2 separate regions of the Homo sapiens genome follow, and region 2 is linked to region 1. Evidence: chromatin loops called from intact Hi-C (ENCODE). Cell type or tissue: B cell. All regions are shown on one strand. Each heading gives the region's core, and the rest is flanking DNA. Links, peaks and the distances in the headings are about the cores only. Region 1 overlaps FGD3 (FYVE, RhoGEF and PH domain containing 3). Region 2 overlaps LOC124902216 (a long non-coding RNA gene).

What was found. A loop is a pair of places that touch in the nucleus more often than their neighbours do. Peaks named below come from ENCODE experiments on the same cell type or tissue, not always from the same donor. Only the 100,000 strongest peaks of a DNase experiment are listed, where the experiment ranks them.
Region 2: it touches region 1 in a loop (10-fold over the local background); 2 of 110 quality-filtered maps call a loop at or near these places.

The regions. Positions count from the first base shown.
Region 1 is chr9:92,961,719-92,967,088 of GRCh38, forward strand. The region is part of intron 1 of FGD3 (FYVE, RhoGEF and PH domain containing 3); the gene reads left to right. Among named protein-coding and RNA genes, the nearest start is that of FGD3, 17 kb to the left of the region's middle. RefSeq lists enhancers at 2,275-2,394, 2,675-2,784, 3,421-4,052. In B cell, for the core only: no CTCF peak of the experiment used is centred there; DNase peaks (open chromatin) are centred at 415, 2,533, 3,203 and 3,663; H3K4me3 peaks cover 3,054 bases; H3K27ac peaks cover 4,936 bases.
Region 2 is chr9:93,960,810-93,966,179 of GRCh38, forward strand. The region is part of intron 1 of LOC124902216 (a long non-coding RNA gene); the gene reads left to right. Among named protein-coding and RNA genes, the nearest start is that of BARX1-DT, 7.7 kb to the left of the region's middle. In B cell, for the core only: CTCF peaks have their summits at 2,357 (motif pointing left) and 2,562; DNase peaks (open chromatin) are centred at 362, 682 and 2,342; H3K27me3 peaks cover 4,257 bases.

The DNA.
Region 1 (5,370 bases), core at 124-5,123:
GGCCTGACTGAAACTGAGGATCATTTTCAAGGTGACTCATTCACACATCACAAGTTGTTGCTGGCTGTTGGCCTGGGGCCTTAGTTCCTCTCCGCATGGGCCTCTCTGCAGGGCTGCTTGAGCATCCTCATAACATGGCAGCCAGCTCCCCCACAGTGAGTGATTCAGCAAGGAAAGGCAAAAGCTGCAGTGTTATGTATGGCCTGGCCTTGGAAGTCACCTTCATCATTTCTGTAATGTCCTATTGTACAGTAGTGTCCACAGGTCAGCTCTATTCACAGTGGGAGAGGCAGATAACCAGCATTTGATGATCACTGGGCCATTGGGGGGCAGGCTGCCAAAAACATGTTTCTTTTTGAATGATGTCACTCCCAGGTGGAGGCACCACTTCCTCCCACTCACCCCAACCAGGGACGACAGGACACTTGGCCTCAGTTCTACTTTCAAGCCACAAACCCCTCCCCATCCTCTTTTTGTTCCTTACCTACCACAACCCCTCACCTTTCAGGTCACCACAGCCAGCCTGCTGCTGTGCTGCCAGAATTTATCATGACCCTCTTAGGACGACAGTTGTGTATTCCTAGTGTACCTGGGTTTGTGTCCCTGGTCCTAATGGGACCCCACTGCTGGCCTTCTGGCACAGGGGACCTCTGTAGAGGAGAAGGCTGAACCAGGTGGTGGTGGCAGGCACTGCTGTCCTTCCTGGCCTGGGCTGGAAGCATCTGGATGGTCCAGGGCTGCCTCCTCAGGGGGCAGGAGCCAAGACTCCAGGGCCCCGGCATTGACAGCACAGCAACGGTGATTCAGATGTTGGTGGCTGGGATCCCTTGAGTACCTACCATAGGCAAAGCCCTCATTTCTCACAAAAACTCCACCACATGCATCCCACATTTTCTCCATTTCATGGAGGAAGAATGGAGTCTTCAAGAAGTTCATCAGTGTCCGGGCATGGTGGCTCATGCCTGTAATCCCAGCACTTTAGGAGGCCGAGGCAGACAGATCACCTGAGGTCAGGAGTTGAGACCAGCCTGGCTAACATGGTGAAACCCAGTCTCTATTAAAAATACAAAAAATTAGCTGGGCATTGTGGTGGGCACCTATAATCCCAGCTACTTGGAAGGATGAGGCAGGAGAATCTTTGAAACCAGAAGGTGGAGGTTGAAGTGAGCTGACTTTGCGCCACTGCACTCCAGCCTGGGCAACAGAGTGAGGCTCCGTCTCAAAAAAAAAAAAAAAAAGAAAAGAAAAGATTAAGTTCAGCAATATGGCTGAGGCCACAGCACCCATGCGTCCGAGCTCAGGTGACACTGTCCACCCCATCCTTGTCACGGCTGGGTGTAGCTCTGCATCCTCACACAGGCAGGGAACTTAGGGACAAACTCCACATCACCTCAGCCTTTAGCTTTTGGGAGGGAGGGGCACACCACTGTGTCCTGAGCCTCAGTTTCCCTGTTGTCAGACGGGGATAACCATACTTCACAGGGGCATGAAGGGGCCCAATGAGTAACCATTCACAGGGCACCTGCGGCAGCACCTGGCACAGGGAAACTGAGGCCCAGAGAAATTGCTTTTATTTATTTATTTATTATTTTATTTTTATTGAGACAGTCTCTTTCTGTCCCCCAGGCTGGAGTGCAGTGGCGCAATCTCAGTTCACTGCAACCTCCACCTCTGGGGTTCGAGCGGTCCTCCCACCTCAGCCTCCTTAGTAGCTGGGATTACAAGCATGCGTCACAATGCCCAGCTGATTTTTGTATTTTTAGTAGAGACAGGGTTTCACCAAGTTGGCCAGACTGGTCTCAAACTCCTGACCTCAAGTGATCCTCCCTCCTTGGCCTCCCAAAGTGCTGGGATTTCAGGCATGAGCCACCATGCCCAGGTGAGAAATTGCTTTAAAAAAAATGAATATAAGCCTGGATTAACAAGCATTATTAAAATTGAGTCAGACTTTGCACTCTAAGCCCTTCAGGACCTGGTGTTATTATTTATTGATTCTCTCCCTAAAACAATGAGGGTGCCCTCCTGGTGGGGCTGCTCAGCGGGGCAGGTGCTGGGCCTGCTGGAGCAGCCCTCGTGGGTCAGGTCTCCCAGGAAGCATCTTGAAATATCTGTTTGCAGGGGGCCTCTTCACCTTCTAACTTGTGGCCATTTCATTGTTCCCAACCAAGAGGGTCTGAGGAAGCCTCTGATGGTGTGTTTCTGGGCTCACTCTGGGCTTGTCTGGTCTAGGGCCGGCCCCCTCATTCCCTGCTGGGCCCCTCCTCCCTGAAGATCTACACAGCAGATCTACTCACAAAAGTCCACCCAGCAGAAGCAGGAGGATGGTGGTTGTGGGTCCTCTGTGAGCAGCCCTGTTAACCTTTAAACCAGCACGGCCGCCGCAGCTGTGAGCCTAGCACCTGATCAGTGGAGAGCTGTGGATTGCATGTTTGTTTGCCATTGCCCCCGCCACCCTGCAAGTTGCACCTTCTAGAATCAGCAAGCCAAGCTCCTCTCACCCAGCGTAATGATGCGGAAATGCAAATGCACCATCATGTTGTGACCCATATTGCGAAAATTAGAAAAAAGGAAGTTGTGTTTCGCTATTGCACGAAGTTCAGCCCAGAGGAGAAACTCGCTCGCCTTCAGAAGACAGGTGAGTGGGCTTGGTCCTGAGGTGTTGGCCGAGCCCTGAGATCCTAACTGCTTTTGTGGAACTTTGGGGTGGTAGGAACATTCAGGGCAGGAGCCATTTGAGGGAGACGGATGTTTTCAAGGCAGGAAGTGGCTGTGGTGGCACGGAATGGTGTCTTGTTTTTGTTCTGTTGTCTTTCTCTGGGTTCCTGTAGCATGATGTGTAAAAATTCAGAGTTATTGTGGGCCTCGAATGGCAAGTGTGAAAAGCCTTTGTAAACTGCTGAGTGCTGGGACAGTGTTGCCTATCGTCTGGGGGTGGCTTAGGCTCTCACAAGATGAACGGTGCCTGCCCGTGTCCCCATCGAAGGCTGGCAGGGGCCTGGGTCCGAGGCTGACCAGATGCAGGGAGCCTTTTTCCATCGGCTGGCAGCGCACCAGCCAGGGCATCGAGACCACGGCCAGCCCCTCTCATGTCACCCAGGCCTGGGGGGCGGGGGGTAGCGCGAGCCTTCCTCTGCCTGAACAGAGGAGGGTGGTCCCAGACGTGTCCTGGGGGCTAGGCTTTCCCACACAGTGTGTCTCCAGAAGCTTCCTCTGCACTCTGCAGGTTAGATATTAGCAGATGCGGGCCTGTGTAGCATGGGGCTGTGAGGAAGGAGTGCTGCGCCCACCAAAGCCTCCTCAGCACCCCGTGCTGTGCCTGGCAGTGTGGGACAGTGGCGGGGCCACCTCAAGAGGTGCATGGACTGATGGCAGGGTCCCAGCGGCAGTGGCGGCACAACCCGATGCCACCGTGATTGTGCCCACTGTGCAGAGGGGGCCCGAGGGGCAGAGGCATGTTCGGGTCACACAGCATGGCCACACTCATCTGTAAAGTGGTGACTGAGTCGTGCCAGGCTCACTGTAGTTCGGGGCTGGACGTGCTTAGCAGGTGCCACTGCCATTCAGATCGGTGCTTGCCAACACCCAGGGCGGATGCTGGTCAGCCATTCTTGCAGGGGAGGAAACCAAGGCACACAGCTGACTTGCCCTGGGCCCCCCAGCCTGCAAAGTGTCTGACTGAGCCCCAGTACAAATCTTCACAACTTGCTCAGTGGCCCCAGAGCCGGGTGGGGCTGACCAGCTGGGTGTGAAAGGGAGGAAGTGGTTTGTCCCCAGCTGGGCTGTTACAGGAGGCCAGAGGAGGCCCCGGTTCCACTCCTCAGGGGGCGGAGGTCCACGTCTACACAAAAACCAGCACCATGCAGTGTGCAAGACCCCTTGGAATGACACGAGGCCGAGTGCCCTGCACACAGAGGCCTGCAGCCGTGTTGTACAGAGGTTAGAGCTGAAATGACCTTTTCCTGAGAAGCCTCACCACTGTCCGAGGATGGGCCTGACCTTCCTGGCCTGTGCCCCTTGAGGACTCCCAGGTTAGTCCCTGGGCTAGAAGAGTGACCTGGGAGTCACTGGTGCATGTGCTGGGAGCTCCCAAAGCATCCTCCCCACCTGCCCCGATAGGTCTATCAGGAGCCTGGTTTACAGATAAGGAAACTGAGGCCCCTCAGTAAGGGCAGTGCTGGGCAGGTGTGAAACCTAGACAAGGATGAGACTGGGCTTGTGGAACAAGGAGGCTCGGAGGCAAGCATGTGCCGAAAACAATGAACAAGGACAGGAGGAAGAGCAGAGCCGGGCACTGTGGTGCCTGCCTGTCCCTAGGCGGGACGACCGTCAGCTGTCGGGGCTGAGCCGGTCGGGAAGGAAACAGGATATGAGGACCTTCATTCATCCCTTACATTTCTCCCCGTGTCCTGCCTTCTTCTCTGCAGATATTGTGGGTCCTTGTAGGTGACAAGGGGCCCATTGTCTGAGGAGGGAGACAGGGACATGAGCCTGCCACGGTTTCATCTGGCTAGCTGCAAGGACAGTGCAGGGCAGGCCCTGTGTGAAATGGGGGCAGCCACATCTGGGTCTGGGGACAAGCTGCCTGCTGCCTAGTGACACGAACCTGTGCCCGTGGTGCCTCCGTCCCCACACGTGAGCTTCCCCACTCCCTCCTTCTGAGCTTGCTGCCTGCCGGTGAGTGTCCCTGGTCTCAGGAAAGTAACCCACAGGCAAATGGTTGCTGCATTTTCCCAAAAGCAAGTATTGAACCCCTAACAATAATCTCAGCCCTCCAGGACCCCCTGCTCTGTGCCACAAGGTGTGCTGTCCCCCAGCCCCACCCTCCAGGTGGGGGCACCGCAGACTCAGGCCTGGAGGCTGCACCTGTGGGCCCTGCCCGGGGCCCACCCCACCTGGGAGTCTGTATGAGGCCTCTGCCCAGGGTGCCAGTCTTCTGAGGAGCAGCGGTGGCTGTGCATGTGGACCAAGGAAGGAGGGCAAGAGTGTGTGAATGAGGGCTGAGCTCCGCAGCCTCAGAAAGGGACACTAAGGATCCCGCCTCCCCTGGACACCCCCAGCTGGGCAGGGAGGTTGACAAGGAGGCTGGCCTGGTACAGGGCCTTGCCCTTCGCACCTTGTCATTTTGGTGCAAATTCAAAAAACTTCTCATGAGAATCTTCTGCATATGTTTAAAAAAAGTTTTCTTTTTAAAAATGGCAGTAAAATACACATAACCTAAAACATAGCACTTTCATCTTTTTTCTTTTTTTTTTTTTTGGGGGGGGATGGAGTCTCACTCTGTCTCCCAGGCTGGAGTGCAATGGAGCCATCTCGGTTCACTGCAACCTCCATCTCCCAGGTTCAAGCGATTCTCCTGCTTCAGCCTCCCAA
Region 2 (5,370 bases), core at 138-5,137, 1.0 Mb after region 1:
TTTTCGAGGAGCCTCCCCGACGTGCAGAGCCTGAGACCCCAGAGAGCGGCCGGCTCGTGCGGGCCAGAACGCGGCGAGGCGCCCGCGGAAACGACTCGGCTTTTCTTTCTTTTCCCCTTTTCTTTCTTTATTTGCTTTTTTTTTTCCTCTCTTCCCTTCTTCCACCCATTTCCCCCTCCTCTTTCTTTTGTTTTTTTTTAGTCCTCCCCCCACCCCTCTTCTTTCTTTTGTTGCTCGTTCACTCTCGCTCTTGTCTCCTCTTCTGCTCCCGCTCCCCCCACTTTCTGTTCCTTTTCATCAGAAGGACGGCCAAGCCACAGTCCCGTCCTCCTAATAAGAGAAGAGGCCTTCATGCTCGCGGTGTGCCCACCAGGTGCCAGACGCTCTGCAGATTTAATACGTTTAATAGGCACAGAGCTCTTGGAGGGTTCTATAGCCTGTGTAGGGGGTGGGGAATTCTTTCCAGCTTGGGCAGCCTGGGGAGCTAGGCCTGGGATTGGGGAAGGGGTCTGGGCCCTGGCCCCTTAGCCAGGTGAGGTGGACCACAGCATCTCCTCCAGAATGTCTCCTGGTGGCAGGGAGGCCAGGCCAGATCACATTGGCCTGCCCACATTCCAGCAGGGACTCACACTTGCATCTGTCCTTCCTGACACAGGACTCTACTGTGGCTACCAGTCCTGTCTTCACCTGCCACCTCCCCCCTCCACCACCTTGCCAGGACTGGAAGGGAGAGGGGGCTGGGTACTGCCTCCTCCAGCTGCACCTCCCACTGGGTGCTGCTCGGGAGGGGATGGAACAGGGGGCATGGTGCTTCTTTTACAGGCAAGAGTTCTGGGGTCTAGGTGGGGAAAAGGAGGCTACAGCCACACCACCCCTCAGATGCCAGGCAGGATCAGCCTCTGGTACCCTGGCTCCAGGCCAGCCCTCCTGCCTCCTGCTGGTTTGAACTGACTGAAGATGACACACGAAGAGGATGGGACAGGAGCTGGTGCCACCTCCACAGGCACTGGGCTTCCCTGGGCCCCCTCTCCCATGTCACATCTGTACTTTCTGCCTTGTTCCTGCCTCTTGGTGCCAGGAATGGGCTTACAAGCCCAGTTCCCAAATGGCCAAATTCCACATATTTGCAGATTGGCAAAGCACACAGGGGACCTCGAGATGAGCTGGACCCCTGGTTTGCAGACCTCTTCCTGCTACTGCCCTTGAGCAAGCCCATTTCCTGTCCAAGCCTCAGTTTTCCCAAATGAGAAAACAAGAGGGGGTTTTTAGGTGAATCTTTCTCCTTGCTAGTGTTAACAGCTTAGGTCATGGATTGAAAAACTTGTTCTGTAAAGGGCCATATAAGCAAATGTTTTAGACTTTGCAGGCCACATGGCCCTATTGTGGTGACTCAGCCCTGTCTTTGTAGTGTGAAAGTAGCCCTAGATAATGCATAAATGAGTGGGTATGGCTGTGTTCCAACCAACTTTATTTATAGATATGAAAACCTGAATTATATCTAATTTTCACATCGCAAAATATGATTCTTATTTTTTTTTCAACCACTTAAATATGTAAAAACCATTCTCAGTTTGCTGGCCAAACAAAAACAGGCAATGGGCCACAGTTTGCCAATTCTTGTGCAGTTTCAATTATTCTGATAGCACAAATATTGCACTTCCATATCAGACATGTTGCCTTATGTTAACATTTTTTTCTTTTAAATTCTTTTCTCCAGGAAAGCATCTATTAATTTAACAGTATTTGGGACTTAGGAACACAGAATCACCTGACTCATTTCCTACACCCATTTCTGAGTTCTCAACAATTTAAATGTTTCCCTTATTAATACTATACCCAGACACCGGATTGCACAACGTACAATCACCCTCTCAATCCTTGCAACAGCCTTTGGAGTAGAAATAGTTTACCCTGCCTTCCAGCTCCTTGCACACCCCTGGAGACAGGGCGCTCACTCCCTTCAGTGGCTGCCTAACGAACTGCTGAGAGCCCAGTGACGTAGGCTTGACGCCCCTTAAGGGCGAAGGCCACCCCCGGCGACAGTGCTTCTTCCCAACCAGCCATTCCCAACCCCTGGCAATTCCATCTAAATCCTCTCCAGCTGTTGAAATGTGGATGGACAGGGGGCGGTGGCTCTGATTTTCTGGGAGTTTCCCAAGCCTTGAGCCTTTGCAGCTGCCAAGTGACAAATCTTGCAGGGACTAGGCAAAGGGAAAGAATATGACAGAAAAAATAGAGATTATAAATGTGTTGCTTGCTAGAAGTGTTTCCAGGAAATCTTGCTCACAGGGAGGCCTTATCGCCCCGCCCCCGCATCTTCCTTGGTTCTTGCGCCCTCTGCTGGTCATATTGAGTCTTAACCATGCTCACTCGGAACCGTTCCACTTATAAAGGAAAACAAGACTGCATGATCTCACTTGTATGTGGAATCTAAAAAAGTTGACATCATAGAAATAGAGTGAAATGGTGGTTATTAGGGCCGGGATGTGAGGGAGAAATGAGAAGATGTCGGTCAAAGGGTACAAACTTTGAGTTATAAGATAAATTCTGGGGATCTACGTACAGCATGGTGACTATAGTTAACAATCACGTATTGTGTGCTTGAAGTGTGCCGAAAGGGTCGGTTTTCAGTGTTCTCACCAAAATGGTAACTATGTAAGGCGATAGATATGTTAATTAGCTTGATTGTGGTGATCATCACGGTATATACATATACCAAAACATCACATTGTACACATTGAATACATCCTTTTTTTTTTTTTTTTTTTTTTTTGAGACAGGGTCTGACTCTGTCACCTAGGCTGGAGCCCACTGGTGCCCTCTCAGCTCACTGCAACCTCCACCTCCTGCGCTCAAGCAATCCTCCCACCTCCTGGGCTCAAGCAATCTTCCCACCTCAACCTCCCTAGTATCTGGGACTGCAGGTACACACCATGCCCGGCTAATTTTTGTATTTTTGGTAGAAACAGGGTTTCACCATGTTGCCCAAGCTGTTCTCCAGAACTCCTGAGCTCAAGCAATCTACCTGCCTTGGCCTCCCAAAGTGCTGGAATTACAGGTATGAGCCACCATGCCCAGCCATATATACAATTTTTATTTGCCAATTATACTTCAGTAAAGCTGAGGGAAATTTTTTTTTTAAAAAAAGAAAAATAATCCAGTATTTACTTTCCCTCTCTATGTATCAAACACCTTGCTGGTTGCTGAAGATACAAAGAAAAAGGCATCTTATCTGCCCACGGGAAGTGCAGTTTAACCATGCAGAGACGTACAAATGTGCTCACAGCCAGTGGCAAAGACACAGCACGCAGAAGGTGGTGGACACAGCAGGAGGGAGCATGCCATGGAGCAGAGGCGTGCGGGAGGCCCTCAGTCCCGGGGGTGGGGAGCTTCCAGACATACACAGTGAGCTCATGGCTTCCACTGTGGGGTGTTGGTGTTGCGCTCAGCAGGCCAGACAGCACAGGTTGGATTTTAAATGTTTGGATACTTTTAGAGCCAGCTACTTCTGACCTTCAGGGACTTAAGAGGCTGAGCTCTGTGCCCCGTATTGAAGCCCATGGGGATGCTCTCTGGGCCTGCTACTGAAAAGGGATGTCTGTCTCTCAGTACAGTTGTGGGTTCCACTGCACTCCCCAACCTGGAAAAGCCCTAGTCAGTCTTCTAGAGAGCACACCCTCTGTGCAAGGCCTTGTGCCCCATGTTACATGATCTCATTTAAACTTATGTCTTCCACTGTAGGAGACTGGCAATTTTACCCTTAATTTACTAACAAGGAAACTGAGGCACAGAGGGGTGACCTCATTTGCCTGAGAGGTGGAGCTGGGATTGGAACCAGTGCTCCCTCCACAGTATCACAATGACCTTTTTGGGGTCCTTCACCTTCTGACTTAACCCCTACTTTCCCTCGCTGATTGCCACTGAGACAGACCTATAGCTCCAGCTGCCCAAAGGTCACCCGCACACCACGCTCACTGTGTCCAGATCTGGACTTACTGTTACCCACCTCATCCTGCTCTGAGTGGAGAAGATGGACTGGAGCAGCCATCCCCTGCAGACACAGCTCACTGACCAGGGAGTGCCCTGGGAGGCAGCCCTGTTCCTACCCAAGCACGAACAGCAGGCAAGGCATCTCCAGTCAAAGGGCAGGGCCCTGTGGACTCAGTTCTGGTCAGGACACCCATGGTACTGGGCTCCTTCCATAGGTTGGCCCTGTGCTGGTCCCAACCCCATCCCATTCTGGCTCAGTCTAGGAGAGCAGGACTGCCATTTACAGACTACGTAACTCCCAGGCGTGTCATTGACTGTGCTGAGAATAGCACTTCTTGATTGTGCAGTGTGCAACCCACACAACTGTTCCCAACAGTCCTGCCAATTATTTGTTTGCTTCTCTTCTCATCAAACCAAATGGGTAGAAAAGGTTGTTATCATTGTTTTGAGTTCTGCCTGCTCCTTCCCCAGATGATAAGCAACATATTGAAACAAGGGAAGAAAACATATCCTATCTGCATACTTGCTGTTAAAAATCCACCTTAATTTATAAGTCTACTGGCTTTCCATTTTATGTTTCTATTACAGATTAGAGCAAAATTCATCCATCAAAGTGTTTGTGGCCTACATAATCCATCCCTTTGAATATAGGGGGCCTATCAGTGTGATAGGATAGCATCACCCTGATGGTGCTACCTGATATGGCAAAAAGGATTTTGAGGTCCCTAACTGGTGGACTTTGAATTGATCGAAAGGGAGATTGTCCTGGGCCTGACTACCCCTTTAAGAGACAACCCCTTTAAGAGGGACTGGGGCCAGGCACAGTGGCTCGCGCCTGTAATCCCAGCACTTTGGGAGGCTGAGGCAGGCAGATCACCTTAGGTCAGGAGTTCGAGACCAGCCTGGTCAACATGGAGAAACCCCATCTCTACTAAAAATACAAAAATTAGTCGGGCGTGGTGGCGCATGCCTATAATCCCAGCTACTCGGGAGGCTGAGGCAGGAGAATGACTTGAACCCAAGAGGCAGAGGTTGCAGTTAGCTGAGATCACACCAGAGCACTCCGTCCCGGGCAACAGAGCAAGACTCTGTCTCAAAGAAAAAAAAAAGTGACTGAGGTCTTCCCTGAGGTCAGAGAAGTTCTGCCAGCCTTGAAGAAGCCAGTTGCATGTTGTGAGCGGCCGACAGAGGGCCCGCTTGGCCAGGACCCAGAGCAAGCAGGTAAACTCAGCCAACAGCCTGAATAAGCTCAGAAGTGGGTCTTCCTTAGCAGAGCTCCAGGTGAGACCGCAGCCTGACTGGCACCTTATTGCTGCCTTATGAGACCCTGAGCAGATCCTGACCCATGGAGGAGATAATAATATGAGATAATAGCAGTGT